Linked DNA regions of Mus musculus: region 1 is linked to region 2. A link is a contact called in ENCODE Hi-C or POLR2A ChIA-PET data. All regions are on one chromosome and are shown on one strand. Each heading gives the region's core, a stretch centred on a gene start or an enhancer-like site at or near the end of the contact. The rest is flanking DNA. Distances are from core to core; before and after follow the strand shown. Region 1 holds the start of Slc44a4 (solute carrier family 44, member 4). Region 2 holds the start of 1110038B12Rik (RIKEN cDNA 1110038B12 gene).

Evidence for each region. A loop is a pair of places that touch in the nucleus more often than their neighbours do. ChIA-PET counts read pairs that join two places held with the same protein, here RNA polymerase II (POLR2A).
Region 1: a loop to region 2 is called in a map of heart, with 2.0 times the contacts of the local background. The contact joins the promoter of Slc44a4 here to the promoter of 1110038B12Rik in region 2. A Hi-C loop is called at or near these places in 4 of 37 maps with a recorded cell type or tissue (Patski, heart and v-Abl transformed pro-B cells). POLR2A ChIA-PET finds 5 or more read pairs at or near these places in 5 of 5 experiments (Patski and embryonic stem cell).

The regions. Positions count from the first base shown.
Region 1 is chr17:34,911,755-34,916,106 of GRCm38, forward strand. Slc44a4 (solute carrier family 44, member 4) reads left to right here and starts at 2,712. Exons shown (of 21, transcript NM_023557.3): 1 at 2,712-2,766. The coding sequence starts at 2,733. It overlaps Ehmt2 (euchromatic histone lysine N-methyltransferase 2), which reads left to right. Exons shown (of 27, transcript NM_145830.3): 25 at 635-713; 26 at 880-1,055; 27 at 1,886-2,319. The coding sequence ends at 2,066.
Region 2 is chr17:34,949,751-34,954,277 of GRCm38, forward strand. 1110038B12Rik (RIKEN cDNA 1110038B12 gene) reads right to left here and starts at 2,721. Exons shown (of 4, transcript NR_015536.1): 1 at 2,602-2,721; 2 at 2,386-2,423; 3 at 2,135-2,175; 4 at 485-725. It overlaps LOC115488834 (a small nucleolar RNA gene), which reads right to left and starts at 2,325; the gene lies at 2,263-2,325. Snord52 (small nucleolar RNA, C/D box 52) reads right to left here and starts at 1,258; the gene lies at 1,200-1,258. It also overlaps the pseudogene Gm8696.

The DNA of each region.
Region 1 (4,352 bases), core at 1,462-3,961, 38 kb before region 2:
GTATTTCCAAACATCATGTCCCCCCTTTACCTGCACGCTGCCTAGATGGAGCATGCCTGTGGCAGACAGATCTGTAAAGTGGAGAATAGCTTTTTCCTGTGCACTTCCTCCCCTCTGCCGTCAGACTCACCTAGGTTCTCTGTGGCCTTTAGAGCAGAGAAGCCCCTTCACCTGCTCCGAGGACCTCCCAGTTTCTCTGTTCCCTCAACTTCTCAGACACCCACTTCTCTTGGGCAATTCCTCTTCCAGCCACATGGGGCGACCTCATGACTGATGTAGCTGCGCAGAGCCTACCACCTGTTTGATAGTTCCTGGTGCACACACCTCCTAATGTCTAAGCCTGGCAACTTTCCACCCAGCCAGCCACCAGGGATGCTAATCCCCAGAACACAGGCTCACACACACACACACACACACACACACACACACACACGTCATCTCCCACCATGCCTGCTCAGGTCTTGCAGGCTCCACCTGTACAGAGCCTCCCACCTGCCTGTCTACAGCTGCACAGCGACCCCTAGTGGCTGGACCATGTCCTGCATCTCTCCCCTGGGCTCTGAGAACTGAGTGGGAAGGTGGGGCCGGGAGCCCTGCTCACTGTTCATGCAGAACTGAAGTTTCCGTCCAACAGGTATGTAGGAGAGCTGATCTCTGATGCCGAGGCTGATGTGAGAGAGGATGATTCTTACCTCTTCGATTTAGATAACAAGGTGGGATGCAGCACCTCTGCCCTCAACTACCAAAGGCTGCTTTGTGCAGCCACCTGTAACATCTGGGACTGGAAGCCTGGGTGGAGGGACTGGGTGTCACTGCAGGAACACTAGCCAGGCAAGTGGATAGAAGTGGATATTAAGAACACTGTGTCTCCACCCCCAGGATGGCGAGGTTTACTGCATTGATGCCCGTTACTATGGCAACATCAGCCGATTCATTAACCACCTGTGTGACCCCAACATCATCCCTGTCCGGGTTTTCATGCTGCACCAAGATCTACGGTTCCCACGCATTGCCTTCTTCAGCTCCAGGGACATCCGGACTGGGGAGGAGCTGGGGTGAGGAGCCAGCCTGAGGGCACTGACCAGCCTTTGGTGTTCTTTTTTTTTTTTTTTTTTTTTTCCCGGTTTTTCGGGACAGGGTTTCTCTGTGTAGTCCTGGCTGTCCTGGAACTCACTCTGTAGACCAGGCTGGCCTCGAACTCAGAAATCTGCCTGCCTCTGCCTCCCAAGTGCTGGGATTAAAGGTGTGTGCTACCATACCCGGCTTCCTTTGGTGTTCTTAGGTGTCCCTTGGAAGGCTTGTTAAAACTGTGTAAGGCAGGAGTAGGAACATACATTCATGATCACAGCACTCAGGAGGCTGAGGCAGGAGGATCACAAAGAGTCTGGGCTACAGAGTGAGACCCTGTGTCAAAACAAAACAAGAGAAGTCCAGGTTGCCCTGGTATCACATGCCTGTCATGCTAGTGTTTGAAAGAGCTTGAAGCAGAAGTACCTACAAATTCAAGGCCAGCCTGGGCTAACTACAGAGTTCAGGACAGCCAGGCCTATGTAGAGAGACCCTATCTTAAGCAAAAAACAAGAAGGGGGATGGGGGCTAGTGTGGGTTGGCTGGATGGTTGAGTATACTAGGCCCTGGGCAGGCTGCATCCCACTTCCCGCAGAGCCTCGGGAGAGTCTGGTCACAAGGCAGGAAGGCTAGAAGCCTGCATTTATGACAGTTCTCTGGGAGTGTGAGTCAACAGAGCCAACAAGGACCTGGAGTCCATCTGCAGGAGTGGTTGGGTGGAAGAAGGTGGATCCCTCAAGAGGGCTCCTGGGCTCTATGAGATGGGTTTGAAGTGTCTAGATCCAAGGGCCAAGAGCTCCTGTGTTTCCTCTGCCAGCTTTGACTACGGTGACCGATTCTGGGACATCAAGAGCAAGTATTTCACCTGCCAGTGTGGCTCTGAGAAGTGCAAGCATTCAGCGGAGGCCATCGCCCTGGAGCAGAGCCGCCTGGCCCGGCTGGACCCCCACCCGGAGCTGCTCCCTGACCTCAGCTCCCTGCCCCCCATCAACACCTGAGGACTCTTAAAATCCAGGCCGGGCACTGCCCTTCAGACATTTCTCCATCAGAGACCCCAGTAAGGCCTGGAAGGTCGATGGCCCCTCTCCCAGAGCTGGTTTCTCACTGGGAGTGCAAGTGACTTCAGGGCTGGCCTTCCCCACTGAGCCTGGCCTCAGTTAGCTGATTGAAGTTGGGCCTCTGCCAGCTGATTTTCTGTGTTCTCAATAAATGTTGGGTTTGGTAATAAACTGTCTGGTGATTGTTTCAGGACGATGAGGACTATGGGGCTGAGGGGACAGTTGGGTAGGAAGCAAGCTGTGGCTGTGGGGTGGAAGAGAACAGCTGTGGGGCACCCACTGGCCACAGGGGTTTAAGGAAAAGCAAATCACAACCTAGAGGTTTGGGTGTGCCACAGTTGAAGTACTCTAAACAATTATGCAGTGTTTCCTTATCAAAGTGCTCCGGTTTCTTCCTGCTGCGGTCCGTAGCAGACCCGGTAAGCAGCTCCTGGGACCCAGTTCTGAGCCCTGGTACCCCTGGGCTGGTCAAGAGTTGAGATCTGAAAAAGGAACTGTAGAGGACCACAGGCAGGGGCGGGGCTGTGACGTCTGGGAGGGAGGGCGGGGCGGGCGGCAGGTGAGCGGCTAGGTCTCCGTGGCTCCAATCACTCCGGAGACTGAGCCATGGGGAGAAAGCAGAATGAGAACGAGGCTCACGGTAAGGCTAGGGGCAGAGGCCCGGGCTCTGGAGAGAGGTGGCCGGGCTCTGCAGCCATGGCAGCTGAGGTTGGATCCTGACAGAGGAACTGGAGTCCTGGGTCTCTGAGGAGCGGCTACAGGAAAACAGGAGTCAAGGAAAAGAGACAGAATCAGGTCCTGGAAGGATGGTCTGAGCCGCCAGAAAGATCTTGCATACTAAATGGAACCTGGATGAGCAGGAGTTGGGGCTGGCGTCCCTGTGTGGCCAGCGGAGTGGGGAGGTCAGGCCTGGGCTGTAGGTCCCTGAGGGCAGAGCCCTAGCAAACAAAGCCTGTGTGGTTAGGAGGCAGGTTAGGGTCCCGATGCTCTGGACTTAGAGTCCAGCAGTGTCCTGCGCTGTGGTTGCTGGGGGGGGGGGTGTCTGTCAACCCACACCCTGTGAAGAGGCAGGAGCTGAGACTCCTGTTGGGATCTGTGTGAAGAGTTGGGGAGATGGGCCTCTGAACTAATAAAGTCCTTTGAGGAGTAGGGGGCTGGAACCCCAAACTTCTGCAGTCAGCCTGCTAGGATTCCTGTGAAATGGAGGGCCTGGGACCCTGAGCTGCTGGGGTCTGCATGCTAGAGTCCCAGAGGGGGGGGGGCAGGTACCGTGGACTAAAGGAATTCTTGTGAGAATTTGGGGTGGGACCCCGAGATGCTAGGGTCTGCCTGCAAGGACCCCTGTGAGGAGTGGGGCCTAAGGTGGAGAGACAACTGACACCTGCCTTCAGGTTTCAGTTGGGAAGAAGTGTGTATGTTGGTGTATCTAGAGCACTTTAAGTAATCGGGGCCAGGGCTGTGTGGAAGGGGAGGTCTGAGGGGAAACAGGGGAGGCCTGTTTCCAGAACTGCTGAAGTAAAGGGCTGGAAATCTTTCCCCCAGATCCTGAGACTGGACGGGGAAGAGAGAGGGCTGAGGGTTGGGCCTCCTCTAGGTGGGGCTGGTGTCCCCTAGAAGACCGAGTAATAGCCAGAGCACAGAAAACTTCCTGGAACAGCCTTGGGTCAATCATTGACCCTGTGTCTGTGAGCCCGGGTGGGACAGAGTCCAAAATGCCCACAAAAGAAGATACCTGCCCCAGGCTAGCCCACCCCTCAGCTGTCCCTCAGTGCCCACCAGGACCCTGGCAGCCTGGCCCCGCCCTGCCCCGCCCCCTCCCCTGTGTACTCAAGGAGGACCAGGAACAGGACGTGGCCACAAGGCCACAACCACAGCAGCCGGCTCAGGTGTCAATCTGGCTGGCCACCCAGAGCCGTGCGGTAGCCGGAGTGGGGTGGTGGTGGTGGGGCGGTCTTCGGAGCTCCCATTGCCCTGCAGGGTTTCATAGCTTTACTATCCTTTCTTTGTCATATCCTTGGGCCAGAGGGCTGAGATAAGTGATGATGGTCCCCTGAGGGGCTCCCAGACTGGATAGTCCAGAGATGACTTGGAACAGGCTGGAGGACAGAGATAGGACTGGGGTCTGCGAGCCACTAAGAGGGAGTCCCAGAACCTGGGTTACACACTACTCAGAAGCCTTGAGTCCCTTTAAGAACCACTTTCAGAAGCTTATTCTAAAAACCAGTC
Region 2 (4,527 bases), core at 1,471-3,970:
AGTGATCTCTGATCCTTCTGACTCCACCTCCAAGTGCTAGGTTGCAGGTACACCTAACCCATGAGAGCTTATGGCTTGCTAAGCAGGCACCAGGAGTCTCTGGCCAAGTTCATTCACCAGGCAAGCACACCTGGAGTCTACTGGTGGGGTCTCCAGAAGGCTGGGGTGCTTGATGCTGTCCTTTACCCTCTGCAGTGGGAGCTTAGGGGAGGGGAGGCCGACTTGTTCCTAGCAGGTAGATCTGACCGATTCAGATGCTAATCTGCTAAAACTATGGTCAGCCTTACAGGTCTGTATAGAATTTTCATCTGTACTTCCAGAACAGATGCTGTTAAGGGACCAGGAACCAGACACATGAAATGACTAGCTCCTTCCTGGGCATTTGATGTAGGCAGTCAGGTGGTGACACCTGTGTGGTAAGGTTAAAACCTTATTCCCATATATCTTCTCACACCTCCCCACAAAGTGACACAGAAAAAGTCTATTTAAGTACTTTTAAAAGTATTTTATTGAGATCGTTCAGGAAACTATGCATTTCCAAGCCATTATATAGTCTGGGCAAGATAAGTTCTTATTTCATTTGTCTAATACTCATGTTCAAGGGAGGCCCTGGTTCAGTCTGGGCGCAGGGCTCGCAGATTACACCTTACAGCCTCTCATGTTCAGATAACTGGCAACAAAGCAATAAAAAGCCGTCCAACTTGTCAGTGCGTAGCAGCAAAGCCCTGAAAATTCAGAAGAACATTTTCAGCAGGGGAACAGCAAACACAAAGCTGATTTATGTGTTTCTAAAACCAGGATATTCCAACAAGGTCAGCTTTACAATCTGCACAGCGGGTTCATTGTGCTAACTTTACAGGCCCTAGTGACATCATACAAAGCCTTCAACAACCCCTCCACCCCGCCTTTACTGCTTTATTACCCTGAAAAGTGAGCTAACCACCCACCTTCATGTGGGCAGGACAAAGGGCTGGCTCTCATTAGATGATTAGCTCATTCAGGTCACATCTAGGTCACTTCCACCTTTGTCTGGATTCCAAGGTTAGCCCTCATCTAGGTGAGGGGATGGGGCCCCTGTGAAGTCCTCAGAGCTCACCCTGGAGAGTTAAGATGGGCACAATGAGAAACAGGAGAGCAGGGTATGTTCCTCACCAGAGCCAGTGTTGGCACACTGGGCTCAATCTCAAGAGGTTCCCCAAATGAGTCAGATTTATAGCTGACATCAAGGACAGCGTCAGAGACTCTAGTCTGTGAAATCATCACTCTCAATTGAGGGAGACCAGAACCTAGGGTACCACCCAGGGAATGTCAATCCGATAGACACAGGATGCGGTAGCCAGTGTGTGTAGTTAGGCTTCGGACTGTTGCAGAGCTATATAAAGCCAAAACTCCTGGGGACTGAAATTTAACTGCTAAAACCTTTAACGAAAAAAGGTGGCATGGGCCGGAGAGATGGCTCATAACCATGTGTAATGGGATCTGACGCCCTCTTCTGGTGTGTCTGAAGACAGCAATAGTGTACTCACAAACATCTAAATCTTAAAAAAAAAAAAAAAAAGGTGGTTGGAGCCAGGACTAAGGCCATCCTGAATTGAGAGCCCGTCTAAATACCCAAAAGCATAGTCTAAAACAGTGGCTCTCAACCTGTGTCACCAAGGAACCCTTACATAGGGGTCCCAGACAGGACAGCCTGTGTTATCACAATAGCAAACTTTAGTTATGAAGATACAAGGAAAATAAAACCGATGGTTAGGAACATCACAGCCCGAGGAACTGCATTAAAGGCCCTCAGGAAGGCTGAGACCCACTGCCGTGGACTAGCATACAGAACTTAAAGGCACAAGAAATAATCAAGGCAGCTCCTGGATCCACCATAGATTTAGAGTTAGGGAGATTAGTTAAGATCTAAAAACAAAAAGATGGCTGGGTGGTAGCTTGCTTGGAGACTGGCTAATGCAGGCAGGATATTAAGAACAAAACAAGGGCCAGTCGGTGGTGCTGTATGCATTTAATTCCAGAGAGTAGAGGCAGGCGGATCTGAGATCAGGGCTACATGGAGAAACCCTGTCTCGAATCCACCCCTTCCAAAAAGTCAAGCCAAGAGACAAGCATGCCAGTGAAACCTAAGACTAACCTTTCTTCAGGTGTAGGCAGCTGGCGTGTGTCCTCAAATCCCTACCAGAAAGCAAGACACAGAGGTAAATTACTCAGAACTCTAGGCCACTCAAAACCCACGCCACTGCCGATTTTGGACCCGGGGACGGTCAGCGCGCTGCGGTGATGGCGTCAGCGAGACACTCAGAATCACCAGAAATCATCATTACTGTCCTCTCCCCGAAACCAGCCCCTCCTCACACCGCCTACCTCTCGCCAGCATGCGCTTACCATTGTGCTACTGGGTACGGCTGGCGTGGGCCAGGAACCTGGAAGAGATCATTGAATGAGCACAGGTCGTAGAGACCCCGGCCTGCAGCCCCCACCCCGGCCTGGGTCAGTTACAAGGAGTGGCGTCACGTGGACATCAGAAACTCTAGTCTGTAAATGTGGGTCATCATACCCGGCCCCACACCGCAGAGCCCTCCCCACAGGACCCCAGGATACCTGCGGCACGAGGCGGACCCATGCCTTGCTCTCCGGAGTCCTCAGACCCTGCCCAGACCGGTGGAGAACAAAGAAGGGTGAAAACACGGCAAACCGTGTGGGCGGGTGCACAAAGAGACCCGTGTGCCGCCCGCCTCGGCCATTTATACCCACGCCTGGCCCGGGGGTCCTGACGGACATAGTCGTCTTCTCATATGCCTGACTTGATCGCGCTGACAAATGCGAAGGGAACAAAGAGGAATCATGTTTCTTACTGTCCTAAGTAGAGAATCATGTATATGACGACAATTTGATAAACTACCAATCCAAAGGAAAGAAAAAAAAAAAAGAAAGAAAGAAACAGGCAGCCTAATCGGCCAAGATTGGGTAAAGACCCTGGAGCTCCTACAGGATAGGTCAGCTCTTTGGTCTCCTTTAGGCTTATGGCTTTGCGGATTCTGTACTCATGTTTGGATCCAGTCTACCCAGGAGGACTCATATTGCCTACACCTAGCAGAAAAATCTGAATTTGCACCTCAGCTTCTGCTCTCCGTTAAAAAGAAAAAAAAAAGAAAAAAAAAAGATTACTGAGTGCTCTGCTGCATGTACACGTGCGTGCCAGAAGAGGGCATCAGATTCCCTTATACATGGTCACGAGCATTTGGTTGCTGGGAATTGAACTCAGGACTTCAGGAAAAGCAACCAGTGCTCTTAACTGGTGAGCCATCTCACCAGCCCCAACATTTTTATTTAAAGGGGGATAAAAGCCACACACACACAAACACACATCTGGCTCATAGTCTAAGATGGGTTCCAACCATGCCTACAATTACAGGCGTGACACACTACTATGTTGAGAGAGAGAGAGAGAGAGAGAGAGAGAGAGGGGGGGGGGGTCGGTTTCAAGACCGGGTTTCTCTGTGTAACCCTGACTGTCCTGGAACTTGCTCTGTAGACTAGGCTGGCCTCGAACTCACAGATATCTACTTGCCTCTGCCCTGAGTGCTGGGATTAAAGGCATACAACACCACTGGCCAGCTTTTAAGAAATATTTTTAGATTGATTGTATTTGTGTCTATGTGTGTTAGAGGAAGTTGTAAGCCACCTGGTGATAGGTGCTGGGAACTGAAGCCAGGTCCTTAGAAAGATCAGTAAGTGCTCCTGACCACTGAGCCACTGCTCCAGCCCCTTTGTCTTTTTTTTTTTTTTTGAGACAGCAATTCTGTACCATGACGGTCAACATTCCTACTTCCTTTTCCTAAATGCTGAAATTACATGTGCAAGGCACTATACGCTTCTCTATCTTCATTTTAAAATACATTTTAGCCAGAAGCAGTGGTGCACAACTTTAATCCTAGCACTTGAGAGGCAGGGGCAGGTAGATCTCTTTGAGTTCAAGGCCAGCCTGGGCTACGCAGTGATGAGATAGTGCCTCAGAACATAACTAAAATTTAAAATCTAAGAATCCTATAGTAGCCGGGCAGTGGTGGCACATGCCTTTAATCCCAGTACTTGGGAGGCAGAGGCAGGCAGATTTCTGAGTTCAAGGCCAGCCTGGTCTACAGAGTTAGTTCCAGGACAGCCAGGGCTACACAGAGAAACCCTGTCTCAAAAAACAAAACAAAACAAAAAACAAACAAAAACAAAAACAAATAAAAGAATCCTATAGTAATTATGTGTTCGATAAGTCTCTCAGTTCCTAGGCCCAAGTTCCACCTGGGAGGGTTATAGGAAGAGACTCTTCAGTTCCAAACTGAGTGCACGTTAGCCAGAAATGACCTCTAACAGTGTAAAATGGCTTACGAATTAACTGCTTCTCTAATGAGCATAATTGCCTTGGCCTCTATTAAACTATTACTGAAGACTTCTTTTTTTTTTTTTTAAACGCAGATGTAGTACAATATAATAGTAACTGGTTGAAAGTAGTACATGCTAACAGACAATATG